Linked DNA regions of Homo sapiens: all the other regions are linked to region 2. A link is a loop called in an ENCODE intact Hi-C map of the cell type or tissue named here. Cell type or tissue: B cell. All regions are shown on one strand.

Region 1 (4,000 bases), 500 kb before region 2:
TTAAGAAATCCAAAGAACAAGAGAGACTGGTTGACTAGCTGATCAATGGCAGGGAAAAATGTTAAGTTTCTAGTATGGTGGAATTAACCTGCATAGTTGGAATTTGTCAGGGAAAAAGATGAAAGAGTGTTTCTCACCTGGAGATCGTGCATGGCCTGTGTGCAAGGGACACAGTGTTGGGGCAATCTCTTTTTTTTTTTTTTTTAGATGGAGTCTTGCTCTGTCACCAGGCTGGAGTACAGTAGCACAATCTAGGCTCACTGCAACCTCTGCCTCCTGGGTTCAAGCTATTCCTCTGCCTCAGCCTCCCAAGTAGCTGGGACTACAGGCACAAGCCACCATGCCTGGCTAATTTTTTTGTATTTTAGTAGAGACAGGTTTTCACCATGTTGGCCAGGAAGGTCTCGATCTCCTGACCTTGTGATCCACCTACCTCGGTCTCCCAAAGTGCTGGGATTACAGGTGTGAGCCACTGCACTTGGCCGGGGTAATCTTAAATTTTGTCCAAAAGGGAAGACTACAGGGAGTTAAGGGACCTTAATAGAAAAGGCTGGAAATATTGCTGGATTGGTAGGGGCTGGGAGGAAGTAAGAATATCAGCCATAATAGAGATGCCTTTGCAGTAGAGTCAACAATAGTAGCTAGTGTTTGGATAGATATTTAATCATAACCTCATTTATATTTATGCCATGCCAAAGAAGAAACATTCTATCAAAGCTGCCCATTTAGAGATTGTATTAGTCAGGGTTCTCTAGAGGGAAGAGTCACTAGAGTCTCAAAACTGAAGAACCTGGAGTCTGATTTTCTAGGGCAGGACTCATCCACCACAGGAGAAAGATGTAGGTAGGCTGGAAGACTAGGCCAGTCTCGCCTTTCACGTTTTTCTTCCTGCTTTATATTCGCTGGCAGCTGATTTGATTATGCCCACCAGATTAAGGGTGGGTCTGCCTTCCCCAGCCCACTGACTCAAATGTTTCCTTTGGCAACACCCTCACAGACACACCCAGGATTAATACTTTGTATCCTTCAATCCAATCAAGGTGATACTCAGTATTAACCATCACAGAGATATTTATGCCTTCTGGCAAATTTCTTCTTATGTTAGAATACAAATTAGAAGGTATAGACCAATGTTCAGTTTCAAATTCATTATAAAGTGACGGTGGTACCATTATAATCCATTACATGCATTGAGTTCTTGTTTCCCACTTGTTGAGACATGGATTGCTCATATATGTGACTGATCAATAAATCCTCCACAGATGAAAATATATCCTGGAGAAGCACAAAAGACAACTTCTTGTGGGATACCTTTCGCATTAGGGGTCATCAGTAAGAAAGCACTAGTAGTATTTATTTAAAGCTCTACTACTGAACTATTGCATGGCTGGAAACTACTAATAATTAGAGAATTAGGGTTACAGACTTGACTACAAACTGTTGAATTATGTTTTCTTTTGGTTTTCTGCCAATTTTAGTGTCTAAAATAACATTTGTCCTTTCAATGTTCCCAGAAGATTGAAGATGATAGGGACAATGTTAATGCCATTGTGATTGTAATACTTTATGTAACTGTTTTATAATATGTATAGTAAAGTGAGTGCCTCTATCATCAGAGACTTATCTGAGAATATCCTATAAAGAAAACATATTTACTCATGATATTTTAGTTACTGGTATAACACCAGCCTTCCTATATAGCAAATCTTCTATTGAACCAAATAACATACAGATAATTACAAGAACATTTTGATAATCCATGGAGGGTGGAAATTGAATGAAATCCATCTTTAAGTGTTCAAATAATCCAGTAGGTGGCAGAAATGTAACACTTGAGGTTTTTATTATTTTACTAGGATTAAGAGTTTTCAATCCAATCAGTGGTTATAGACCATTTTAGAAATTCTTAGTTTCTATACCAATATTTTTTGTATCATTTTGACTACTCCATCATAGTCGCAGGGTGCAGAGCTCCTAATAATAGAAACTTTAAAGACTCAGGAAAGAACAGGCAACCATCAGGGCCCTCTATGAGTCCACAGTCAATTTTGAATATACTTTCTTCTAAATATCAATTTTCATTCTCTAATTCTGGTGCACAGCACTGTTTATTAAATAGGTTATCTTAGGTAATTTGACTTGGATCAATCCTGTGGAGTTTATTCAAATTGCATATTTTAACAGTTTCAGTACTAGCTGGTTTAGCATGAAAATCTGCCAAAGTGTTTATTTGGTACTCAATTAATTCTTGTCCTTCTTGATGTTAGGTTAGCAGTTTCATGAACCAATCGGCTTCTTCATTAGAGTTATGGCAATTATCATCCAGTTTAATAGTATGATCTTAAAGTTATCAGAAATGTATACTTATCAAAGTCTGTCCCATGAATTTCCTTAAAGACACTTTACATTTATAGTTGCTTCAATAGTGCTCAAGAAAGTACCAGAGTAAAATTATTAACTGTAGTAGAAGACAATACTTAAAGTGGCCATGCAAAATATCTGATGAGAAATTATTATAAAGCAATTTTCAGGGAAATTACATTTTTTCTGTGATATACAATATTGTAGGATACTAACTAGAATTATGACTGACAGCATTATTGTAGGACCATCAGATTTATAGGAGTTTTGCACAATTTCTGGAACACATATTAATAACATTTCCATAGCATGGTTTGAAAAAGGTTCAGCATCACATTATTTGACCATACTTCCCATGCAATTTAACATATCATATAAGACAATTAGTTTAACACATTTCCTTTTATAAGACAAAAATTCTTGGGAGAGGTGGGGATGGTTAATGGGTACAAAAAAGAGTGAAAGAATGAATAAGACTTATTATGATAGCCGAATAGGGTGACTATAGTCAAAAAATAACTTAATTGTATATTTTGAAATAACCTAAAGAATGTACTTGGGTTGTTTGCAACTCAAACAAGAAATGCTGAGAGGATAGATAACTCATTCTCCATAATGTACTTATTTCACATTAAATTCCTGTATCAAAATATCTCATGTATGACATAAGTATATACATCTATTTTGTACACACAAAAATTTAAACAATAAAAAAAAATTTTTTTAATTCTTTTGAGATATTCCAGGGGTCCATCTGAAAACTCCCGAAGTTAGTTTGAGATCAAAAGATCTTAGTTTACAATTTGATTTTGGGAAGTTGTCAAAAATGTTAAAAGATTGGAAACACTTCGTTAAAATAGAATCACAGATCACTGTGAAACAGTATATATTCATTTAACTGTAGAGATTATTAAATGATTTCAATGGCAAATACAGAAAACCACATACTTCTAGGAAAAGCCTTAGCTTTTATTAAAGAGGACTCAGTTTTCTTAAGTAATCGAAAGCCTAATAAAGCCAACGTGAACTACAGGAAATCATCTGGATAAAACACAGATTCTTTGTTTCCCAGTCCAATTACTAAAAAGCTAAAGAAAAACCTTTCACAATTTATTATTAAGCGCAGACCAATACTAAAAGCAAACAAACACAAACAAAAACAAACAAAACTTGTTGTTTTAAGAGATTAAACTAGGCCGGGCACAATGGCTCACGCCTGTAATCCCAGTACTTTGGGAGGCCGAGGTGGGCAGATCACGAGGTCAGGAGATCGAGACCATCCTGGCTAACACGGTGAAACCCCGTCTCTACTAAAAAATAAAAAAATAAAAAATTAACCGGGAGTGGTGGCGGGCGCCTGTGGTCCCAGCTACCGGGGAGGCTGAGGCAGGAGAATGGGGTGAACTCGGGACGTGGAGCTTGCAATGAGCCGAGATCGTGCCACTGCACTCCAGCCTGGGTGACAGTCCAAGACTCCATATCAAAAAAAAAAAAGAGCGATTAAACTAAAATCTAATTTTGCATTAGTATACTTTTGACATTAAAACTACATTTTAAAAACTTACAAATAATTTCCTTTCAAATCTTAGCCAACTTGAGCACACATAAAATTTTATCAAACTTCCTTTTCCACAAACCT
Region 2 (4,000 bases):
AATACTCCTCTATGTTTTAAAACCATACTAGTTGATGGACATATCACTTTCTGATTAGAATAGGCTCCCCAAAATGCCGTCTATTCTATCATTTCTAGTTTAGCTTAGAGATATCATTGTGAAGGATTTTATTCCTCAGATATCATTGGCATATCTCAGTTTCATGAGTCTGAGCTTGGGAAAAGAATAATTGTTGGTTACAAGAGCAGATCACAATTGTAGGTCTTGTGAACCATGAGCTGAGACAGAAGTTCCTCCCTCAAGACTACAGACAATGTGTCCCATGGAAAAACTACCTAATGTTTTTCCTCATTTTGCTTAAACATGGTTGTTGTGTTCAGAAATCAGAGCTTTATACTGCAACACAAAACCAGCTCCATATATAAGCCATAAGAGCAGCACTGTGCTGTTTTAACCACATTTATAAAAAACAACTGATAATCTACTATCTGACTGTGGAGAGGTGGTACCTACTGACAATAAAATATCGTATATGAAATAATGAAAAAAGAAAGTTTTCTGTTATTAGAAACTGTTTCTATATCTTAATGCTGCTGCCTAGGTGGCTGATGGGGCAATACTTTACAGAGTTATATGTACAACACCTATACTCTAGGGTTTATGTATTTAGACTACAATAATAGGTCTGCATTTATCTAACACGTAGTTAACACTGTCTTTATAAAGACACTTTCTGAAGTAAATATAAAGAGTGAGACTTGGGCTGAGATAAACTGAGTTCTTTACTTCACTGCTTAACTATCTGGCTTTGAACAAAACAAATTCTCAGACTCTTCATTCCCTTTTCTCTGAGACTGGAATATTTCCATATGACTTCTCCTAGAAGCATATCCTGATATAAAAATTTTGGTGAAATAGTTTATTTGGAGGACAAATTCAGGAAACACTGATTAGGGAATGGCAAGATGAGACTGAAAAAAGGAAGCTAGAAAGTGATGTATTATTGAGCAGGTAACCATTGTGAGCAACTGAGGTTCAATCACTCTAAGGAGCTCCAGACGACATTACAGAACATGACTTATGAGTTGCACAACCTAACAAAGAAGAAGCTGGATTATTCATCCTCCAAGTCCCATCTGTCCCAATGGCTAAAGGCTGCACCCAGAGATGTTAACCATACATCTGGCCTGTCCTTATGCAAATATAAAGACAAAACATTAGCAGAGAGTCCCAGGAATTTGCAGTAAAATGTCTTAGGCAGAGCCTGGAACCGTGAGTGTGTATGAGAAGAGCACAAAAAGCATCTGCTACATGAGGTATGTATGTATCAGGTCCAGTCAAAAGACAGAAACCACACAGTAACTTGAACAGGAAGTGCTTAAAATAAATAATTATTATTATGGAACATAGGTTTCTAAGAAAAGATGAAAGAACATCCTGTGGTGGAGAAAGGGTACCCAAGGAAGGAATAAATTTGGAAAGTTTCCAAGGCTAGGATACAGACTTTCTGAAAAAGGGGTAGACATAGCCCAATAAGAGGTTTGCTGGGTTGCCTGGATAAGAAGTGGTCCATTGTCACTGGACTGAGGCCAGAGGGAAATGCATGCTGGGCAAACAGCAAATCCACCCAGAGGTTCAAGTGGACCAAGGTTGGTGTGAGAAATGGCTCTGGTGTTCAACACACCACTGGTCACTCTGTACCACAGGAGCCAATCAAAGAAGCAGGACACAGAACCCACGAAAAAAGCCCTTTCCTCTGCAGTGTCTCTCCAGCACCCTCTACTGACAAAGAGGAAATATTTACAAGATCCAGTTCAGTATCACAAGCAGTAGTATCACAAGCAGAGCAATGAAGGGTAGATTCTGACCACTGACACAAGGAAATACTATTTACATAAGATCATTCGATATGAAGTAAATGGAATAACGTATTAAAATTACTTTTTAAACAGTAAAGTTCTCTGTGTTAATCTGTTTAGTGTTTCTGTGACAGAATATCTGAAGCTGGGTAATTTGTAAAGAAAATAAGTCTATCTTGTGATTTTGCAAGTGGGAAAATACAAGAAGCATGGCAGTGGCATTCTCTCAGTTTCTGGTGGAGGTTTTCCTGCTGCCTCATAACATGGGAGAAGGTCAGAGGGGAAGCAGAGAAGCAAAGATTCATAACCTGAGGGCCGGCACATCCTGGCTTTATAACAACCCACTCTGCAGGAACTAAGGCATTCCCATGAGAACGAATCCGAATCTCATCTTGCCTGAGTGAGAACTCACCAAACCATTTATGAGGGATCCACCACTGTGACCCAAACACTTCCCACTAAGCCCCACCTCCAATGCCTCCACACTGGGAACCAACAATTTCAACATCAGTTTTAGGGGGGACAAACTCAAGCCATATCCAAACCATAGCATTCTTGATATACTTGGTGTGAAAGTAATTGCAGTTTTAAAAGACATTACTTTTAATGTAAAAAAAAAACTCAATTACTTTTGCACTAACCTAATAGTATTTTTAAAATGAGTGCTTGTATGCAAAAACATCATCAGAATTACTATTTATAATAAAACTATGTTTTTCACTAACATGGTTGATTTATTATATTTTTAAAGCTATCTTTAGCATATGGTCTTTTAAACAAGGTTTTCTTCTCTGTAAAAATGTCATAAATTGACTCCCATGTCCATACACATTTTTCATGGCCTAAAATTCCTTTAATGGGGATCAAGTCTTTCTTCTACAGTTACTGATAAGTGCAATATATTTATTTTAATCCACAGAATACAAAGGCTCTAGCATATTTTTATTTCTTTTACAGAAAATTTTGATAGACAATGGAAAAAGTGAGGAAAATGGTCTATGTACAAAATGAAAAAGCTATTACTGGGCAGTTAGACTGTCCTTGCTTCTCTCCCTCAAAACTCTTCAGGAAACCGCATCTTTTTCTTTCACCCTAGTTAGCACAGAGTCAGATCAGTGCAAAAAAAAAAAAAAAAAAAAAAAAAAAACATTATGAAGCTGGAAACCCCCATTCTAAGCAAACTATCACAAGGACAGAAAACCAAACACCACATGTTCTCTCTCATAGGTGGGAGATGAACAACGAGAATACATGGACACGGGGCGGGGAACATCACACACTGGGGCCTGTCTGGGAGTTGGGGGCTGGGGGAGGGATAGCATTAGGAGAAATACCTAATGTAAATGACGAGTTAACGGGTGCAGCAAACGAACATGGCACATGTATACCTATGTAACAAACCTGCGCATTGGGCACATGTACCCTAGAACTTAAAGTATAATAATAAAAAAAATTGTTTGGGGAATTACAAAAAAAAAATTGAATTGAAATCCTCTAATTTATCACACTCTTCTTTCTTATTCTCCTCACTAGTGATATGTCAATTAAAATATCTCCTTGAGAGGTCTTTATCACATACCTATCCAATTAACCTTTCCTCTAAATGAATTAATCTCTTGACCCATCAATGTGCTTCTGGCTATTAATTTATTGTTTCCTTTCAGTTACCAATGATGTTCATAGTCACTTATAACTCTTAGAAATAGAAAACCAATCTGTCGTCAGGTCTGCCGATAGGTCAGAACATCCTTTGTTCTCCCTTCTCTTTATTTCGTGAAGTTTTAAAGGCTATCAAAGGGATGTAATAGTACAGCATAAGAGACAGGCACAGAAACAAAAAGACAAGAGGTAAGCATGGATAGAAACACAATTTCTGTTTTGAGAGTTGTGTACATGTCAAAGTAATTGGCATTTTAAAGGGAACTGTAACAAAATGGTCAAAGATGGCTAGATAAACATTGGTCAAGTTCATTGTGGAGGTAATGAATGGGATGAATTACATTCGGCCAGGTGATTTCTGAAATGTTTTCTGGCTTGAGATGCTCCAATCATTGGGGAAAGGAGAGAGGCAAGTCTAAGAAAAACTTTCATGTATGACTTGGACTCTACTCAGATGTAACCAAAATTAAAACTCATCGTCCATACGAGCAGAGAAGGTGACTATCTGGTCACAAAAGTGA
Region 3 (4,000 bases), 190 kb before region 2:
GCTCAGTTTTAGATGTTTAGATGCTTTGCGTCACCAACTTTTAAAAGTCACTTGTAAGATACTGCTTTGTGTAGTGAATGATCCTACTCACAAAAGTGTGTGTTTCAAGCTATGTAATCCTTGTTTCTAATGTTGTGTTTCTCCTTTCTCTCCTTTTTGTCTTCATCCACAGAATGTTTTTGTAGATAAACCAGCATTTCCGGAGTATAAAGTTTCTGATGCAAAAAAGTCCAAATTCATACTTCTGCATTTTAGCACTTTTAAAGCTGGCTGGGACTGGCTTATTTTGTTGGCAACGTTTTATGTTGCTGTGACTGTACCTTACAACGTTTGCTTTATTGGCAATGACGACCTGTCCACAACTCGGAGCACAACCGTCAGTGACATTGCAGTGGAGATTCTTTTTATTATAGGTAAGAACAAACAGCTGCTTTCCTACGATATTTGCATATGAGAAGTGAAGTGTGTTCCAGATTTTTCTGACATGAATTTGAACTAAGATCCATTTGCATGGGCTTGATTCAGCCTCTGTTGCAAATTTTGGAGAAGCACATACTGTATTTGGATTTCTGAAAATTGCCTCTTCCAACTTTTCCTGTCCCTTTATTCAAACAGATCTAAACTGATCTCCTGTGTTTCTATACTTATTTCATCCAGAATGGGCTAAAAAAGATTTAACAGCTGTTTTGTTTGTACTCTCACATCCTTCATGATCTTAAACTGGTAGGGTCAGAGATGGGTTTGACAAAAACCCACCAGTGGTGTTGTGACAGTGGTCCACTCCTTGACGTGTTCTTTCTCCATGCCCTTCCGTGCCCTTTCAGCATGTTGATGGTTTCAATAAATGACCTGGTTGCAGAAACAAAGGGTTACATAAGCCTTGCAGTAAATCTGGAGAAGCAGTGAGTATCTGATTTTAATTAAAGAAAAGGCCCCAAAGGATGTTTGTTAAGATAATTTATCACTAGAATATTGTGTACCTCAGTTGAAGCTGCGTCTGTGCCAATCTTGTAAGCCTTTTCCTATTTTCCTGTCCCTTAAATCTTCATCTTGTTTAGACCAAAGCCTAGCTCTGGCTTGCTCATTCTAGGACAGATTCCGGGTCTGTAAGTCACAGATTGACTCCCTGTTGAGTTATTGACTGTCATTAGCAGCTGATACCTGCTTCTTTCCTTGGTCATGGTGATAGAGGGCTATATTCTTACTGTAAAGATGAGAGGATGTTTGGAAACATTTTCAAGCAGGTAGGTGAACAAAGGAGTGAGAAATGGATCTTAAAATTTCAAAGAAAAATAAATAATTAAGTGAGGCACATCAAAACCTTGGTTCAATGGTGGTAGTAGTTGTTTTTTTGTGTGTTTTTTTGGTTTTTTCTCAGTGAAGCTGTTAAATCTTTGAGGCTAGAGTGCGTTTTCTGGTTGAATGTCAGCACGTTTGCTTTGGATGAGTTTGTGTGCTCTTGGTATGGCTTGGCATCGTTATTAACATTGTGTCTACTGGGCACACCCTTCAGAGCCTTGATAGGACCTCTGCTGTCACCCCAGAAGTGGTAGCTATAGTGTGTTTAGGCCACTAGATGGCAATGTTGTCTAGTTAGGCAGACGGCAATTTTATTTTTAATTTTTTTATTTTAAAATATAGCTATCCTTTATTAGAAAGATGTAACCATAAAGGGATCTATTAAATAATGGTTAAATGGAAAATAACATTCCAGTTTGAACAAGAATTTAAAATGAAAATGGTAGACAGATTGGGTGTGTCTGTGGTTTTGTATCCTTTTACTTTGCCAACATTTGAAGTCTCCTCCCACCCACCCATGATGCACACATAAATTAGCATCATAAAAACACTCCCCATGCCCTGGTCAAAGTTCTCAAGAACTTGGGCAGTCACTCAACATGGCTAAGCCTTCGTTTTTTGTAGTAGTGATTTCATAGGGTTTTGTGAAATAATAGATGTAAGTATCTGCTTAACAAATACTTCATCATCTTATTGTTATTTACAACTTTGTTATTAGGTCAAGTTATATCTTGAACTTTCCTTTCCATTCTTCCTGGTTCTTAGATATTTGACATTCTTTGGCCTTAGAAGCCACTTCTGTTACCACATGTTCATTAGCAGATGATGACTGACTTACTCCCATAAAAACTCATACCTTTGACGGAGATATTTTAAAAGTTTTTGTTTATTTGTTTTAAGGCTGCTTTTCTCTACTAAACCAATGGAGACTCATTTGCTCCCCTGATAGCAACCCCTAAATTCTTCTGTGTTTTTTATTACTGTCATTTCGACTGTGCTTCAGCAGCAAGATGGTTCTCCCAGTAGGCAATACCCATCCCTTACTAGCTACATGCAAAGGAATGAAAACCCATTCCAATTTTTTTGGTGTTTACTTTCTGCAAAGATTTAGGATTTGAAATTTTGGTCTGCAAGCAGTTCTAGTGTGACTCCTGCCTGAAATCTCTTGTTGACCAACTTATTTTTATAAGCAGTAAAAACTTTCCTATTCTTTCCTGCTGTTATCTGCCTGCTCTTTCTTTTAAATGAGTTTAAGCATATCTACAATTTATTATAGCATATTTAGAAAAATGGCTTAAATTAATATTTCTCTGTTTCCCTAAACCTTTATTCTATAAAATATTTCAAAAAGGTGGCCTAAAAGTGATCATTGAGAAATAAGTTAAAATACTGGGGACAAAATAGTTGCCTGTAATATTGCCTGTAATATTGTATCTTTACAATGTGAAGGTAGTGTTCATACCATTTAATATTTATTAAATTACTGCAGACTTAAACTTCCCTGTCTGACAGCTTTGAAGAGAGGAGCGGTTCTCCCAGCATGGAGTTTGAGATCTGAGAACGGAAAGACTGCCTCCTCAAGTGGGTCCCTGACCCCTGAGTAGCCTAACTGGGAGATACTTCCCAGTAGGGGCCAACTGACACCTCATGCAGCTGGGTGCCCCTCTGAGACGAAGCTTCCAGAGGAAGGATCAGGCAGCAACATTTGCTGTTCTGCAATATTTGCTGTTCTGCAGCCTCCGCTGGTGATACCTAGGCAAACAGGGTCTAGAGTGGACCTCCAGCAAACTCCAACAGACCTGCAGCTGAGGGTCCTGACTGTTAGAAGGAAAACTAACAAACAGAAAGGACATCCACACCAAAACCCCATCTGTACGTCACCATCATCAGAGACCAAAGGTAGATAAAAACACAAAGATGGGGAGAAACCAGAGCAGAAAAGCTGAAAATTCTAAAAATCAGAGCACCTCTTCTCCTCCAAAGGAACGCACCTCCTTGCCAGCAACGGAACAAAGCTGGATGGAGAATGACTTTGACGAGTTGAGAGAAGACGGCTTCAGACAATCGGTAATAACAAACATCTCCAAGCTAAAGGAGGATGTTTGAACCCATCACAAAGAAGCTAAAAACCTTGAAAAAAGATTAGATGAATGGCTAACTAGAATAAACAGCATAGAGAAGACCTTAAATGACCTGATGGAGCTGAAAACCATGGCATGAGAACTATATGACGCATGCACAAGCTTCAGTAGCCAATTCGATCAAGTGGAAGAAGGGGTATCAGTGACTGAAGATCAGATGAATGAAATGAAGCAAGAAGAGAAATTTAGAGAAAAAAGATTAAAAAGAAATGAACAAAGCCTCCAAGAAACATGGGACTATGTGAAAAGACCAAATCTACATCTGATTGGTGTACCTCAAAGTGACAGGGAGAATGCAACCAAGTTGTAAAATGCTCTTCAGGATATTATCCAGGAGAACTTTCCCAACCTAGCAAGGCAGGCCAACATTCAAATTCAGGAAATACAGAGAATGCCACAGACGTACACCTCAAGAAGAGCAACTCCAAGACACATAATTGTCAGATTCACCAAAGTTGAAATGAAGGAAAAAATGTTAAAGGCAACCAGAGAGAAAGGTCGGGTTACCCACAAAGGGAAGCCCATCAGACTAACAGCGGATCTCTTGGCAGAAACTCTAC
Region 4 (4,000 bases), 330 kb before region 2:
TTCACATATTTATTAAGCATCTTAAATATAATTATTACATCTTTCATCACAACTACATTAAGAGAAAAGTATTACCTTGATTTTAAGAGTGAATATTCTCACCAAAGGTCTCACAGCTAACAGCTAATAGAGCTGGGTTTGAAACCCAGACCCACTTGACTCCAAAACTTCTATTCTTCAACATACCTGGCAACTCTCTTGATCTTCAAGCCCCAACGTGAATACCAGCTTTATCTGTGTGAGCCCCACTTTCCAACAGATGGTTGATGTCCTCTTTGGCCTTCACACAGCCAGCACTATGTATTTCTGGGTAGTAATTTATTCTTATCTTCATTAGAATTTACTTGGCCATTTACTGACTAGTTTATAAATCCTGAAAAGGCCTGTTCACATGTCTCAAGGCATCTAGCACTGTACTTGTCTCGTGGTTGGGGCTCATACTGTTTGAATTGAGCTAAATTTTCTTCTTTTGCCTTAGCTTATCACAGAAGTACAGAAGTACAGCTGCACCACCTCAGAGTGGAAGTGGGAACAGGAGCTCTGGCAAAGATAATTCAGGAACTACCTGGAAAGGATTTGCCTTTGTCAGACTCCAAGAATCTAATTAATTAATTTTGAGCATATCAGCAATTCTTCAGTTAAATCACTTTGTATTTTTTCTGTAGCTGGGTTTTGTAACATCTGGGTTAAGTAGCACAAAAATGGATGCCTAATAATTATAGACTTTTGGGTCTCAGAAGAGAATCTTAAAGAATATCTCATCCAACTCCTTTATTTTTTCAATGAGAAAACTGAAGACTAAGGGAGTTTCATGATTTGATAAAGCCACAGAGCAAGTTTAGGGCAGGTCTTTAATTAAAAGTCTCTCAATTTCTCATTAATTATCTTCTATATTGATGGCTTTGAGCTTGGAGATCATAGACTCCTTCTTTGCACCCAATGTAGGAATCTCTACAGCATCCTTTACTGATGTTAACAAGTGCTGCTTGTGCACATGGAACAGGAACTCATTGCCTTTACGAGTAATCTATTTCTCTTAAATTAAAGAGGATATTTCCTCTATGAAACCTAAGACAACATTGCAATCCTATCTTTTTTAATAGGAGTGTTCTAGGACTCTGTTTTTGAACTTGTCCCCTTTTCCATCCATATGCACCTCATTCTGTGATCCCATCAGTCTCAAGCCTTTAAATACATCTCTAAACTGAGGACTTTGAAATTTGTATCTCTGGAACAGCCTCTTCTCTTTTGAACTCGAGGCCCATGTATAACTGCTTACTGGGTATTTCCCCCCTAGGATGTCTAGTAGGCATTTCTGATTAATATCAAAAAACAAAGCCTTGATTTCTCTTTCCCACCAAAATGCTTCCCCAATCCCCCAGTTTTCTTCAGCTCTTGAATTGAGACTTTATTTTTTCTAGTTGCTTGGGCCAAAAACCAGTAGTCATCTTGATATGTCTTTACTGGCCTGGGGTACTATTTCAGTCATCTGTTTATTGCATCTCAGCTCAGAATGCAGTCTTCAGCATATGCTCAGTGATAACGGAATTCCTTTAAGTACTTCCCCTTTAAAGAGAGCATAATGTTAATCGTTCTCAGTAGAGGGTGCTAGAGGGACAATAGAGGAGGAAAAGGCTTTGCAGGCTTTTTCAGAATGGTCCTGGTATTGGCCATGTGGGTAGGAGGACATCTAGTGAAGTCTACTCCAGTATCAAGGTCAAAACACAGTCCCTCTGCAAGCCTGCAGCTTCAGCATGGCCATAGTCTCTCCTCAGCCTTCTTGACACAGAAACCAGAGGTAGGCATGGCTAGCACCCACTGAAGTGCTCCTATTGCTGACAGCACCTGGGCTTCTACCACCCCCGCCTGCCCGTGGGATTAGTTGCTGATCATCTGCTCTGGGCTGGCACTCAGCACTCTAGAGGGTGATGGCCTATTGCTGGCCCAGCAACTCCAGACCACCTCTGGCCTGGCCATACCTATGTAATTCTCTACGACGTTGGGAGCTGAACTGCACTTTCTCTAAGTTTGCCCTTCCTTGGATTTTTTCCCTAAGCCCTAGGATAATATATAGTTACACTTTTATCAGAGTTAATAATTCTCTATATTAAATGTTGTCTGTTTAATTTACCATGTGACATCTTTATCCGGATTGGATCCAGATTGCTATAGGACCATCCCATAGCTGCTAGGAGCATTGGCCACAAAACACATAGCTGTCCCTTTCCTTGGATAATTGCCCTTCATTAGTGGGTGCTGCCTAGCTCAGGAGGTTAGCCACCTTTTCCTCCTCTCCCACCTATGGGCTAGATCCAATGACTAACCGATAAAAGCCAGCTCCTTTGACTTAAGGCAAGGACAATTCTGTGGGTACACTTTGCCTCCTAACTTCCCCTGTGGATCAGGCCAAGGCTAAACTTTACCAGAAACCATGTCTTTTCTCAGCTTTCTCTCTCCTTCTCAATCCTGCTTCCCTTATTCTCTTATGTGTCTTTCCTGAGAGTATTCCCTCAATAAACTGGGTATATCCTAGCCTTTGCCTCAGGCTTTGCATCTGGGGAACCTGACATTAGACATGTACCAAGGACACAGTGCTAGAAGATAGTGAAGTTAGTAATTATACCAAATCTCTCTAACTCCAAATCTCGTGCTCTCTAACCAGCATTGTCTCATAGTTAAGATACTCTTTCACCTTCAACATGTTCTCCCTAATCCAGTATGTCTTCCATGCTGAGCCACCTTGGCCTGGAGAAAGGTCTGCCATTAGATCAGACTAAAATATGTGATTATTGATGCACCAATATCTAAGGCCTGTGCCCACTGTTGCCATAGGTCTGCACGCCCATTATCTGTTTCATGGAGGCTTACACATACCCTGCTGTTACTGGCTTGGGCCTGTATCTCTTCCCTAGAATGTGGGCCAGCATTCTAATTGGAGCTCTACCTTCCCAGTTCCTTGAAGTGAGTCTGCATGTCTAGCTAAATCACACTGCTATTCTCCCATCAGGTTTATTTGGGGTAGAGTAGTTCTCCATTTCCTGGGAATTGTGCACTGGCATTTACTAAGGTACAGAAACTAAGATGATATCTTGACACTTGAATGCCTTTTAGGTAAATAATCTATGAGTGGGGGCCATAACAGTTTATTTATAATTTCTGGCACCACACACTAGCACTTATTGGGGAACGGGGTAGAGGCAATTGAAGTGTTGCTCAGAGACCTGGGAGAACCATGAGGACCTAGATTTATGAGAGATTGAAAGATTGAAAGATAATTGGGCCAACACTATGTGAGAACAGCTTCTTTCAACCGATTCTATTTTCAGATGCTCTAAAACACAGTGAAAGATTCAGCAGACAAGTCAACAGGTCTTGGATCTAATTGTCTCTTTTCCATGATCCCAGCTTATGTTTTGATTTTGTGGTTTGTTTTTGACCATTGCATGCAGATCCCTTTGGGGATTTCTTAGCCTACTCAATGCTACTTACTAGAGTATGACTCCAAATTTCCCATATGACTCCAATTACTTGACAGCCCACAACTTTTTCTCTCCCTTTCTCAAAAAACAAACAAACCAATAAATGAAAGACTGGTATTCTTGCTAGTAGGCTCTCCTTTCTGCAGAGAGACAATTTACCCACGTCAGAAAGGTGATTACACTCTCTTCGGCATAGCCATGTTTTCTTTGTGGCTGGATGAAGTACATCTGTAGCTAATTCTGTCACATTTTTAGTGTCCCACAGTTAGATGAAATTATTAGCCATTTCTACAGAGTGTCAGCAACTGCAAATAGAAATGTGCCTTTGAAGGCAGCTGGATCCAACTGGGAATTGAAAAATTAATAGGAATTTAGAATAATGGGCATGTTTGCAATGAACCATTTATGGGTTCAAGAAACCTAGTTCCTCTGGTAATTTGAATAAGCAGTTTTGCTAACAAAGTTTGTCTATTAAGTGAACCTGCTGGATGTACCTATCATTCACAAACAACTCGAATTAT
Region 5 (4,000 bases), 400 kb before region 2:
ATTGCCTTCTTGCGAAGGCTAAAATTCTTGTTGCCAGAAAAAGTTTAAGAATATTTTCAGTGCCTACAGTCAAATACATATGCATCAATAAGGCATTTGCAGCTATTTTGTGTCATGGTATTGGATGAATGCTATAATTAGAAAACAGACGTGAAGCCGACCTAAAACCATCAAACTAATATAGAGAGCCCTGAAGCTTTTTCCAGTTCCAGTCAGTCTGAAAAGACAACATCAAATGCTAATGAGAGTCAGTCTTAAATAAAATAAGAATAAAAATTGCTTTATCTGTGGCTTATAACTCTTAAGTGAATTTAATGTGTATTTTCTCTCTTGTGTGTTACATTTTCCCTATAAGGAATTATAGAGTTGAACCCAGATCTTGTACCCATAAATCTCAAATGCTTATGGAGACATAAAGAATAGGTAAAAATGGATTTTTAATCACATTAAGGAATGCTGTTATGAGGCAACTTCCTTTGAAACTCAAAATACTAACAAATTGATAGGAAGATTTTAAAACATGGCTCCATTTTATTTGATACTTGTTCCATCTAAAGGTTGGACTTTTCCCCCTTTCTGATTAACCTGGATTCTGTGCTTGCTTTCAATCTGGCCGTTTCTAGATCAGGCCTTAAGAAACTGGCAGTTCCTACTTCCTGTCTCTTCAGACACTCTGGAAACCACCATGCTGTGAGGAAGCCCAAGTAGTTCCTGGAGAGATCTACACCAATAACTGAAGCCCCAAGGCCCTAGCACTGGCTGAGCTCCCAGCTGAAAGCCAGCACCAAATTTCCATAACTTTGAGTGAACCATCTTGGAAGTGTATATTCCAGTTCCAGGTTAAGTGTACTCAGAAATAACCTGCCCCATTGATCCCTGTAAAAATTGGAGATCTGAAAGCAAAATACAATATTGTTGACATTTTAAGTCAGTAGGGTTTGGGGCAGTTTATTGTATCAGTGAACTTTGCCTAGGTTGGTTTTACCTAGAGGCCTTCTATAGTACATAATAGAGTACCTTGGTCTGGTTATAGGGATTTTGTGCCTTCCTTTACATTTTAAAGTGAAAGAAAAATATCTTTTCTGTGAACATGAATTTTTTATTATTATTGTTATACTTTTAAGTTCTAGGGTACATGTGCACAATGTGCAGGTTTGTTACATTGGTATACATGTGCCATGTTTGTTTGCTGCATCCATCAACTCGTCATTTACATTAGGTATTTCTCCTAATGCTATCCCTCCCCCAGCTCCCCAGCCCCCAACAGGCCCGGGTGTGTGATGTTCCCCTCCCTGTGTCCATGTGTTGTCATGAACATCAATATTTTTAATGAGGGCATTAAGTTTACTCTATTGTGTGGTTATCCTGTATTCTTGTAGCATTGTCTCGTTTAGTCCGTAGAGAAAGATCACATCCCTGTAGTGTGTGATCTACTATAAAATGAGTTGGGGTTTTTTGTGTCAATAAAATGAGTTGCAACAAAATGAGTTGGGTTTTTTTGTGTCAATAAGTGGGGACAGTGGGAAAATTTCCTTAAGGAAAGCACATGAGATTTGGTGATTTGGGGCAGATGATAGTGAAAACTCCAGACTCCCATGGTGCTTCTTTCACGGTCTTTGCTTTCCAGGTGGCAAAACATGTTTAAAGGGATTTAATATACTTAAACTTGGATGGAGGTCATGTTCTAATGGCACAATTTGGCCTCACTGATGCCACAAACCCTTAGGATGAACATTAGGTTTCGGGCTAGAACTTAAAAAGGGCCTGGAACTCAAGACCAGAGTGGTGATGGCTGTCTTCATTAAGAAACACTTCTTGGTGGGCAAAGGATATAAGAGATAGTTAGGTCCATCTACTGCAGTTCAGTAGAATACAGGGCTTGAATTTGAATTTAGGGCAGGGATCTTGCCATGCCTAGCACAGTTCCTGACACATAATAGGTGTTGGAGGGGAGACAGTGAATGATAAATGCCAGGCTCCTTTTGCCATGAAACTGGGGCTTTCTTTTGGGTTGTCATTTTTAAGCCACTATGTGGCTTGCTTCTTGCAGTGATTTCATATATTAGGTAACAGATCAGGACCACGAGGAAACAATTTTTACACACACGGCCCTACAGTGCAAATTGTTATGAACCACAGTCATAGCTTACAACTAATACATTTCATCCTGAACTTCGAGCCAATTCACGGGTGGCGTTTATCTCCGTTTTACATCGGCAGCAACAGCCTGAATTTTCTGGGACACGATGCGCCACCCAAACAACAGGGACTCCCTCATCTTTTTCTCCCCAGCTCCGCCCAAGACTGAGCCACATAGCCACCTGCAGTTGCGATCGGCTCGCCGCGTGGGGGACTCCACCCGCGTGAGCTCGGTTTCCGAAAAGCGAAGCTGGGGTGGGACACAAGGATTGAGGGGAGGACAGGGACGGACCTGCGGCAGAAGCAGGGTGCAGCTGGGCGAGGAACCCCACGTTGGTAGCTTCTCTTCTGGGATGGCCGCCCCGCGCCGCCCACTCCGGAATCCTGTCCCCTCCCCGGCGCGCCCCCGCCCAGCTAGCCTAGAGCCTCTGCCGGATCTTCTCGAATTTCAACACAAAGGGAATCCTCGGCCGCAGGAAGTGCATCACGAGAAAGGGGGCCTGGGGGCGGGGAGAGGGGGATGCCGCTTCTCTCTCTTCTCCCCCTCCCTCCCGGAGCCCAAGGCAGACGTGACGAAACCCGCGGGGTCCCCCCCGAAGCCCCAACAGCCGAGATAATTGAAACAAGAAACCCCCTTAGTAAGGGGGCGGGGGGTGGGCCCTCCCTCCCTCCTCCCGCCACGCCCGAGTTCCTGGAGATCAGAGCTGCCTCGCCGCGGCTCTGACACCTGTTTGCTTTTTCCCTCCTTTCCTTCCGGGTGCACTAGCACCTGGGCTTACGTTTGTTTTTCTACCCTGGGGCTCTCAACTTCCCTTCCACACTCCACCTCCCTTGCAGAGTTTTCTATAAAGTTCGGGCTCTGGGTGTCCCCTTGCACTCCCCACAGGGCTGTGCCGCAGGCTTGGGCGACTTTCCCCGCAGAACGTTGGCCGAGAGGGAGTCCCCGCGGGGGGGGCCAGGGGGGAGGACTGGGAGAGACCACTTTCGTTTTCTGAGACGCCTTCAGTTCCTGGCCGTCCGCCAGGCTTTCTTCTTGGAGGTGTCAGTCTTCGGGAGTGGGGGCTGGGGAAAGGGGGGCAGGCTAGGGGATTTGTGTTTGAAGCTATTTTTGGAAGGCAGCCTTACTGTTTTTACTTACGTGGTATTTTGCAAATTAATAAAAATAGCAAACTTTTCTAGAAATGCTTTATTCACATTTTACCGGAGAATGGGAAACCATCCATTGTCCGTTCAAAAGGCTATTTTTTTAAAGTTTGGGATGGCTTGGGGAGGCCAATGGCAATTTGGGGAGAAGGGCTGAAGCACCCCTTTTTGGAGCTCGGGGCCAGTTTCCCGGACTAAAAGACCCTGGTGACTGGGGATGGGCCTCACAACTAACTCGGGCTGCCCTGCCCCTGTCGCGTGGGCTCGCAATGGCAAGTGCTCCGGAAGGGGGCCGCCTCCCCGTGGGGCTCCTGGCTGCCTCTGCTCCCTTGGACACCACTGGGGGGCCTCCCCCTCCTAAGTTCTAGGTTGAGGCCGGATACCTGCCCCGACCTGTCTCCTCCCTTTCTCCAATACCACACCCACGGGACTCCAGTCTCCCCGGGAGTGGGACGGAGAGGGAACAAAGGGGTCTTTGTTCACTGGCTCCCGGGGCGTGGGAGTTGCGCTCGCTCTCCTTTCCCGGCGTCCCGTGGAGACCGGGAGGCTCAGCGCCTCTCCCAGCTCTCAGCGCCGCCCTCCCAGACCCCAGAGACGTCGGTCAGGGCGCGGCGCCCCGGGCCACTGCGGGCTCTTTCCGGGCGGGCGACGTGGGGGGCGAGGCACCGCGCGGCGGCGCCTGGCGGGCACTGTTGCCCGCGGAGGGACGGTGGGGGGG
Region 6 (4,000 bases), 480 kb before region 2:
GGACGTTTGCATTTATTTCCCTCCAAGAGATGTCAGACAGCCAAAGATTCATTATAGGTAAGCCAGGTAAGTTAATAGTGATCCTTGAATGTTTCATCTGACCAATGAAGAATAACTCAAAGCAGGGAGCCAAAAATTATCCAGACTATAATATTGGAGTCTTTACAAGCACAGCTTGAAACAAGCACTCAGAGGCAGGTAGATTTTTTTGGAGAGGTAATTCCAGAAAGCAGGAAGGAAAGAGAAAGGGAAGCTTTTAAAAGTGTCTGTTATTTGAACTGGTTATTGCAGTAGCCAACTGGGGTGCAATCCCACTAAGGACTTTTGAGAAACCTTGCAGAATGCACTTCAAAATTACCTGATGAAAAGGTGGGTGGTTGAGACATTTTTCTAGTGACTCCAATCTCCCATTGTATAATGATCTCCCCTGGGAAGATTAATTCTCCCACATGTTATGAGTAAGCTCCCTTGGTTTTTGAGAAACTGTTGAGTAATAACATTGGAGAATCCAGGTGGGAAACTGTCAGCCTGAATAAGTGTTGTCCACCACACCTGCTGCTGAAATACTCTTGCGCTGTGGGATTGTGGCATAAGACACCAAAGGTGTCTGCTATAACTAATGGTTGCCCAGGTAGTTATCTAGATGGCTTTTGAGGAATTAGCTCCCACAAGAGCAAGAGTGGAGAAGTGATCACCTTGATTGTCAAGCTCTTCAACATTTCTGCTCTCTGGTGTTCATAGGAGCTTTTTTCTGCTGATATTAAAAAATATTTGCGCCCTTAGGAATTGTTTTTCTAGGACATTTCTGGGTTTCTTACATTTAGTCCTGGCTCAATTCTCCAAGATACAAGAGCAATTTACCCTTACTGGGCCTCCCTTCTTGCCCCAAGTAAATATCTGTGCCTATGCATGCTGAGAAGAACATAGGTAAGGAGATGTGTGAGTAAATGGTATTTGCAAAGCTGGAGTAATTTCTCCCAATTATATATGTTGTAATTAATTGGCCTGATCAATGCTTACTAAAAGAGCTAGTTATCAATAAAAATGTCATTTTAGTGACCTTTATTTTGTCTGCTGAAGTCTGTTTTGAGTACTGAGAAGCGCCTCTGGAGTTAGCCTTCAGCACTAACTAACTTTGTTACTTTTTTGTGTTTCTGCATGTCTTTTCTGTAAATTCTATGATTTCATTATACGACAAAATGGGCTTCTGTTTCATATTTTTTTTCAATTACTCAGGCAGTTGAGATATGACATTTCACTTCATTTTGATTCATTGAATGTAATTCAATAAAGGGTGGAGAGCGAGTGAGCTAAACTCTATGAGCAGACGCTTTTCATTGCAAACCAGTTGGCTTTTCTCCTACTTTTTGAAAAATTCTGATAACATTCATGCTTCCAGATTCCTCTCCCTCCCCTCTTTTTTTGGCTATTTCCTCGCATTGATCCTTGAAATGCAATTTTTCAGCGCAGAAAACAAGGCCGCTTCTTTGGCTGATGTCTAAGGAGAAAAATAAACATAAAAGTAGATTTTAGGCTTCCTTCTTTATTAACTACCAACTGTATGACTTTAAATAAAGTGATGCAGTCTCTAAAACCCAAATTCGGGCTATCCTTGGTTATTCAATAAAGGGAACAATATTTATTTTTTTAAAAGAAGCAAAGTAGATTTCTTTGTATATCATAACTCTCTTAATTTTCACAGCATCCCTGTGACTAACTGCTATACTAGTCCCATCTACACATGGTGAAACTGAAGCATGCAGGCATTAGGTAACACTCTCACAGTCTACGCAGCTATTAAGTAGGGAAGCCAGCATTTAAACCCAGACAGTCTGGCTTTAAATACCCATGCTCTTTGCCGCCATTTTATACTGCCTCTTTGCTAAACCTCTTTTTATAAAAGTCTTTGGTGTGAGTTCACCAATACCTTGTCAAGTCATAACGGAGTTCAGGACACCAACGTTATTTATATAGACTGTTTAAATTTGTTTGAAAATTGTCAGTGAAGCAAGAAAATTTTTGCTGATTCTAATCTTTGTACATACAATCTAATTTCAGCAGTCCTGATTTCTTTCACAAATCAGACTCTAACGATGTGCATACATATTTTTCTCTGATTCTGCAAAGTACTCCAAATGTGAGGGCTACAGTTTGAGATATTTTTTAATTATAGTATGTAAAATGTGATGGAAAATAGTAATTCTGTTAGTGAGTTTTGACTGGCCTGCATCTTAAAATCACCAGAAAAACCTCACTAGCTAATCGTAGTGGTGCAATTCTGTTATAATTTTTTTTTCTAGTTTCAAGATGTAATGAAGTCTATAACACACTAGATGGTAGCCTTGTCACATGAGCCCCCAACCACAGAACACAGGCTGAAAACTAAAGTGAGAACAATTCTTTTTTCAAATTAGAACATTTAAAAAGATAGATGTGAATGCAGGGCCAATAATGGGTCTACATTTTGATTTCAGGGTTGGAGTCCAAGACTTGTGGAGGTGAGAGAATTGTTTTCTGCTCAATAGCTCAGTAGTGTCAACAGGAGTTGACTCAGAGAGTTTTTCCCTGCATGGTTAGGAAAGGTCACTCTCTGCTTCTTGTAGAGTTGGAATTATTGTAAAAAGCTTTTTAGGGAGCTCATCAGAAAAACACCAATAAATAGTTCATTTGCAATTATACACTAAAGTAACAGATTCCTTATAGCTGTTAAGTTTTATGCTTAATTTATGACTATATGTATAACTATATGACTATAGACAAAATATATGCTAGACATCGTGTGTGTATTTTTTCCCTCCAATACATAAGAAAGTTGAGGAATGAATAAAAGGCTAATAGTCTCAATATTATTATATACAGTCCATTAGGATCACTGAACATCTCTTGTCTTTTTCCTCATCCCAGAAATGATTCCTCTAATCTTTACCCCTGTTAAATTCAGTTCAAGAGCAAATGTTGCATACCCGAATCTTCCAGTTAGCATGTCCTCCTGTCTGCTGAATGGGAATTGAAGTGGTTAGAAGCAAGAAAGGAATTTCCTATCTCACAGACTCTAGAAAGATAGACACAGTTCTAGCATCCCATGAGGAAAACCTGATCACACTGCCCTGTAAGCACAAAGACTTCTTCAGGTGTACTAGCCATTAAACAGGCTTTGGTGGGTTGGCTTTTGAACCAACTACCACATATATACAATAATGTGCTTGTGAGAGATAGATTTGTTGAATAGTAAAAATTATTCAAATGATTGGGCTGCAACCAACTTCTCTATTAGAGACTAAAATTAATGTTTATGTTTCATTTTCCATTGGGCTCCTATAGTTTTAATGAGATATCCCAGGTCAGATGGCTGCTGCTGTTCTCAGTTATCTTGCTGCAACTATTTATTAACAAAACAATAATTATGACATGACTTAGGCTCAGTAGGATAATCCTGCATTATGATTATTTTCTTGGTGATAATGACATAAAGCTTTCTGTACAACTGCATTTTTCTGGGCAAAATTTAGATGAGTGTTTTGTATAATGTTGAATAAAGACAACTGATTCTGAAATACCATCATCAAACTCTACTTTAAAGAGACATAACAAATCTTTAATCCACGTAACAACAGAGTTTCAACTTGTTCTGCTGGCCTTTAAACCAGTTTCTGATTGTATAATTGTTGGTCATTTCATGGTTACTTCTGCTTTCTTCTTTCCTTCTCTTCTTTCAGCAAAAATATAATGAGTACTTGTGTGTCAGTTACTGTGTAAGAGCCAAAATAAAGATACACGTCATAAAGGCAAGGAACTCTTTGCCTATTACCTAGTAGATAAATTGAAACTACAGAAAAGCATTAAAGATAGATTGAAGTAACATTTGAAGATTCACAACATTTCCAGCTCCTTGCTGTATGCTATCATGTATGATATAACATTCAACACTCAGAACAATCTTTCAGTGGGAAACTGAAATACAAAGATGTTGAGAGTCTTGATTCAAGGACATGGTGAATTC
Region 7 (4,000 bases), 320 kb after region 2:
ACCACCTCAGCCTGAACCTTATTGTCCATATTGCTATCAGCATTTTGGGCAAAGCCATTCAACAAGTCTCTAGGAAGTTCCACAGTTTCCCACATTTTCCTATCTTCTTCTGAGCCTGAGCCCTCCAAACTGTTCCAACAACTGCCTGTTACCCACTTCCAAAGTCACTTCCACATTTTTGGGTATCTTTTCAGCAATGCCCCACTCTACTGGTACCAATATCTGTATTAGTCAGGGTTCTCTTAGAGGGACAGAACTAATAGAATAGATAGATAGATAGATAGATAGATAGATAGATAGATAGATAGATAGACAGACAGGAGTTTATTAAGTATTAGCTTACATGATCACAAGGTCCCACAACAAGCTGTCTGCAAGCTGAGGAGCAAGGAGAGCCAGTCCAAGTCCCAAAACTGAAGAACTTGGAGTCAGATGTTCAAGCTCAGGAAACATCCAGCATGGGAGAAAGATGTAGGCTGGGAGGCTAGGCCCGTCTCTCCTTTTCACATTTTTCCTCCTGCTTTACATTTGCTGGCAGCTGATTTGATTGTGCCGACCAGATTAAGGGTGGATCTGCCTTTCCCAGCCCACTGACTCAAATGTTAATCTCTTTTGGCAACACTTTTACAGACACACCCAGGATCAATACTTTGTATCCTTCAATCCAATCAAGTTGACACTCACTATTAACCATCACAAGTGTGAATAATTGTGAGCTTAGTCACATAAATGTCACAAAGCTCAAAGCCTTCTCGCTCAAAGTGAGATCCCAGAGCAGCTGCATCATATCACCTGGAAGCTTTGGAAATGCGTAATCTCAGGCTCCACCCTGGACATACTGAATCGGAATCTGCATTTTAACAAGATCTACAGGTGATTTATATGCACATTAAAATTTAAAACACACTAACTTAGAGGATATCAAATATAAATTTATTCATTCCCTATTGTCCCCAATTCACACTTCCTCCTAGCAAAATTTTTATATCTGTAAATCTTTTTTTAGTTTTTGTTACTCTTTTTCATTAATGGATGTGCTAGTCTATCTGTAAATCTCAGTAATTCAGATAGGTATATTTACTGCAGAAGATGATTAATTTACCGCTGACCAAAAATTCTAATCATGAAAATATTTCTAACAGGGCAAACTACAGGCTGGATCTCTGGACAAAAGAGCATTCTTAGTCTGTCTAAATTACTAGTTAACCACCACCTAACAACTGAGAGACTAGGCATGGGGAGTGCCTTTTTAAAAAGATAAGCGTATGTTAATCACTTCAAGGTATTAATATATATAATTTACTCCAAGAGAATGAAAAAGACTTTCCCTCTGCTCAGGTGAAGGTGTGTTCACCTCTATTTACAGAGTAGAAAATCTGGCAGAGTAATTACAGATGGAATAAGAGCTATAAGCTCCAGATTACTCTCAGGAAACATTTCTTAGTCTAAATGCACTTTTTAATTAGCTCTTCCAATAGCATCATGCTAATTGGCTAATTCGGGAATGATATGAGACCCCATGTGCTTTAAAGAAAATCTGTTTGTTGATATATTTATTTGCAACTGAGACTGTCTTATTGCTGGCAGGACAGATATTATTAAAACAGAATCACCTGCTTATTTTAACCAGGTTTTTTTAATGAACACACATGAATTGGATTATCCCTAGGGTTTCAGGAGGAAGTATTAGCATTCTGAGTGATGGGAAATTGCCACTTAGCTGGGAAATAAATGAGCTTTAAATAGATCCCATTATTTTTTGCGAGGTTATTACTGTAAATGTTTTATAATAGAAGAAATGCCTTTCAAGTCTATCCTCATTGTTGGTTTATGATTGGGGTGTTAACCTCTAACTAGCCCAGCTCTTCACGTCAAGCCATGGTGAGCTTTCATAAGTGGTTACTACATAAAATAAAATTACCCTTTATTGGCCCATATAATATTTCCAACAAGTTCCTTGGTTAACCATGCTGTGAACAAAATGTATTAAGTTTATTTGCCTGAGCTAGGAAACAGTAGTCTTTAAAACTTTTTATAGGTTCAATATATTCTACTATTAACGAGACTATCCTGAACACTATGGAAACATAGTTTAGGTGAGAACATGGTGATATATTTGAATATTTATTTATATCTCATCTGAGTATTTCACATTGTTTTACTTCTTTCTCTAACAGATGACACTTTATGATCCAAGCAAATCTCCTCTCTAGGTTGCTAGTACTATTTAAAATGTGCCTTTTCAGCCTAATTTCTGCCACCAAATAATAATTTTAAAAAAGAAAGTGCATAGATCATCCTGGATTTTGCAAAGCGTTGTGGTAGACTTCTTCCTCCAGCTTAACATTCTCTTTTCAGCTGCTGCTATTCCACACAGTTGGCTAAGGTTCATCGCTAAGTTTGGAAATGCTAGGGTGCCCCCTACCGTTAAAATGGGAAATCACGTTTCTTAGCCACGCCATTCAAAGAACAATATTCTCCCAAAAAGGGTATTTAACCAAAGCACAGATAAGCAATTAGTCACACCGATGGATGGCTGGATGGATGGATGGATGGGAGACAGAGGCAGGTAGTAAATCTACCTGAGGATAAATTTGAAATTTTGAAGTTAGAAGCTACTTGAGTATTCATCTGGTCTAGAGATCTGTGGGAGATAGGGTGACTGAATATCACATGGTCAAAAGTATACACGTATATGCATTTTTCTAAAATAATAGTGTGTATAGCTATCATCATTATTTCAAAGGTATACATAACCTGGGTCACTCTCTCTCCACTACCTTCCCTGTCATCTTTCTTGGTGGTATCAGTGTCCCTGTAGGTGATTCATCTACTTAACATCAGACTTCTCACTTCTTGAACTCCCTTTTTTAATGAACCTGTTCTCCACCTACTTTAGTCACTCAGGCCCATTATCACACCCTAAATTTTATTACCAACATCTCTACCACCTGCAGAATCTCATTTGCAGGCATTCCACTCTGATCACCAACACTTATTTTTCTAGCTTATTTTTTATAGTATTCCTCTACAACTTTTGACCCATAGGAATGGCCCAGTTCATTATCCCTGCCATTTTTTCAGTACCATCTCATTTCTGAACTTCTTCCTGACAGATCTTAGTCTCCATGTCACGTCACTAGAACTATTTCCTTGCATAAATTCAACTTTGTGCCTCCCTCCCACCATTTTATTCCGCAGGTAAAATTCCAGCCCTAGTCAAATATAAATCTCCATTTATTCCAGATCCAAAGTCTAGTAGTTGCATAAGAAAAAAACTGACTGAAGAAAAACACAAAACCAAGTGACCAATCTCATTTTAAATTTATAATTAAAAAATTCAAGAGGGCTTGCAGTCCTACTATGTTTTCTAGTCAAGTCACTGCCTCACTCTCTAAATCAGTTCTCCTTCCTCACCTTTCGTCCAGCCCTCAACACACCCTCCTCCTTTCTTACTCTCAGCTGATAACCCTTTTTTATATATACAACTTGCCATCCTGTTGTCCTCTTATACAACTGACAGCTGTTCCAAAGAAACCTCTCCACTTCTACACTGTATCCCAACCCCTTTCCCAACTCAAGAATTTGCTCCTGTAATTATTTCCTCTTACTCCTTTATTCTCCTCAACTATACAATTCCTATCAACACGAATTGTGCTATAAAATCTCATATGTTTAAAAAGCATCTTTTCTCTGCCCTCTTTAAAAAAAAAAAAACAGTGTCTTACTCTGTTGCCCAGGCTGGAGTGCAGTGGCACACTCTAGGCTCACTGCAAACCTCCGCCTTCCAGGTTCAAGCGATTCTCATGCCTCAGCCCCCCCAGTAAGTGGGACTACAGGTGAGCATCACCACACCTGGCTAATTTTTGTATTTTTAGTACAGATGGGGTTTTGCCATGTTGGCCAGGCTTGTCTCAAACTCCTGGGCTCCAGCAATCCTCCCGCCTCAGCCTCCCAAAGTGCTGGGATTACAGACATGAGCCACCACACCCGGCCCTCT

The links. Hi-C counts contacts between places; a loop is a spot of excess contacts. Peaks named below come from ENCODE experiments on the same cell type or tissue, not always from the same donor. Only the 100,000 strongest peaks of a DNase experiment are listed, where the experiment ranks them.
Region 1: a loop joins it to region 2, with 5 times the contacts of the local background. A loop is called at or near these places in 6 of 110 quality-filtered maps.
Region 3: a loop joins it to region 2, with 10 times the contacts of the local background. A loop is called at or near these places in 51 of 110 quality-filtered maps.
Region 4: a loop joins it to region 2, with 15 times the contacts of the local background. A loop is called at or near these places in 5 of 110 quality-filtered maps.
Region 5: it touches region 2 in a loop (18-fold over the local background); 4 of 110 quality-filtered maps call a loop at or near these places.
Region 6: a loop joins it to region 2, with 6 times the contacts of the local background. A loop is called at or near these places in 20 of 110 quality-filtered maps.
Region 7: a loop joins it to region 2, with 5 times the contacts of the local background. A loop is called at or near these places in 10 of 110 quality-filtered maps.

The regions. Positions count from the first base shown.
Region 1 is chr3:19,044,821-19,048,820 of GRCh38, forward strand. All of the region lies in intron 1 of LOC107986066 (a long non-coding RNA gene), which reads left to right. Among named protein-coding and RNA genes, the nearest start is that of KCNH8, 100 kb to the right of the region's middle. In B cell, CTCF peaks have their summits at 1,807 (motif pointing right) and 2,006; no DNase peak of the experiment used is centred here.
Region 2 is chr3:19,541,699-19,545,698 of GRCh38, forward strand. No RefSeq gene overlaps it. Among named protein-coding and RNA genes, the nearest start is that of MIR4791, 230 kb to the left of the region's middle. RefSeq lists an enhancer at 1,118-1,207. In B cell, CTCF peaks have their summits at 1,728 (motif pointing left) and 1,933; a DNase peak (open chromatin) is centred at 1,663; H3K4me3 peaks cover 1,511 bases; H3K27ac peaks cover 2,372 bases.
Region 3 is chr3:19,347,553-19,351,552 of GRCh38, forward strand. KCNH8 (potassium voltage-gated channel subfamily H member 8) reads left to right here. Exons shown (of 16, transcript NM_144633.3): 5 at 173-413. Among named protein-coding and RNA genes, the nearest start is that of MIR4791, 35 kb to the left of the region's middle. RefSeq lists a silencer at 1,458-1,507. In B cell, a CTCF peak has its summit at 1,594 (motif pointing right); DNase peaks (open chromatin) are centred at 329 and 1,539; H3K4me3 peaks cover 2,091 bases; H3K27ac peaks cover 1,575 bases.
Region 4 is chr3:19,212,164-19,216,163 of GRCh38, forward strand. The region is part of intron 1 of KCNH8 (potassium voltage-gated channel subfamily H member 8); the gene reads left to right. Among named protein-coding and RNA genes, the nearest start is that of KCNH8, 66 kb to the left of the region's middle. In B cell, CTCF peaks have their summits at 1,613 (motif pointing right) and 1,815; a DNase peak (open chromatin) is centred at 1,608.
Region 5 is chr3:19,144,425-19,148,424 of GRCh38, forward strand. No RefSeq gene overlaps it. Among named protein-coding and RNA genes, the nearest start is that of KCNH8, 2.1 kb to the right of the region's middle. RefSeq lists enhancers at 2,341-2,934, 2,935-3,528 and a silencer at 2,476-2,647. In B cell, CTCF peaks have their summits at 2,341 and 2,544; DNase peaks (open chromatin) are centred at 2,767 and 3,617; H3K4me3 peaks cover 2,135 bases; H3K27ac peaks cover 2,059 bases; H3K27me3 peaks cover 504 bases.
Region 6 is chr3:19,062,887-19,066,886 of GRCh38, forward strand. The region is part of intron 1 of LOC107986066 (a long non-coding RNA gene); the gene reads left to right. Among named protein-coding and RNA genes, the nearest start is that of KCNH8, 84 kb to the right of the region's middle. In B cell, a CTCF peak has its summit at 2,351; a DNase peak (open chromatin) is centred at 2,355.
Region 7 is chr3:19,864,511-19,868,510 of GRCh38, forward strand. No RefSeq gene overlaps it. Among named protein-coding and RNA genes, the nearest start is that of EFHB, 68 kb to the right of the region's middle. RefSeq lists an enhancer at 11-1,210. In B cell, CTCF peaks have their summits at 2,441 (motif pointing left) and 2,647; a DNase peak (open chromatin) is centred at 2,421.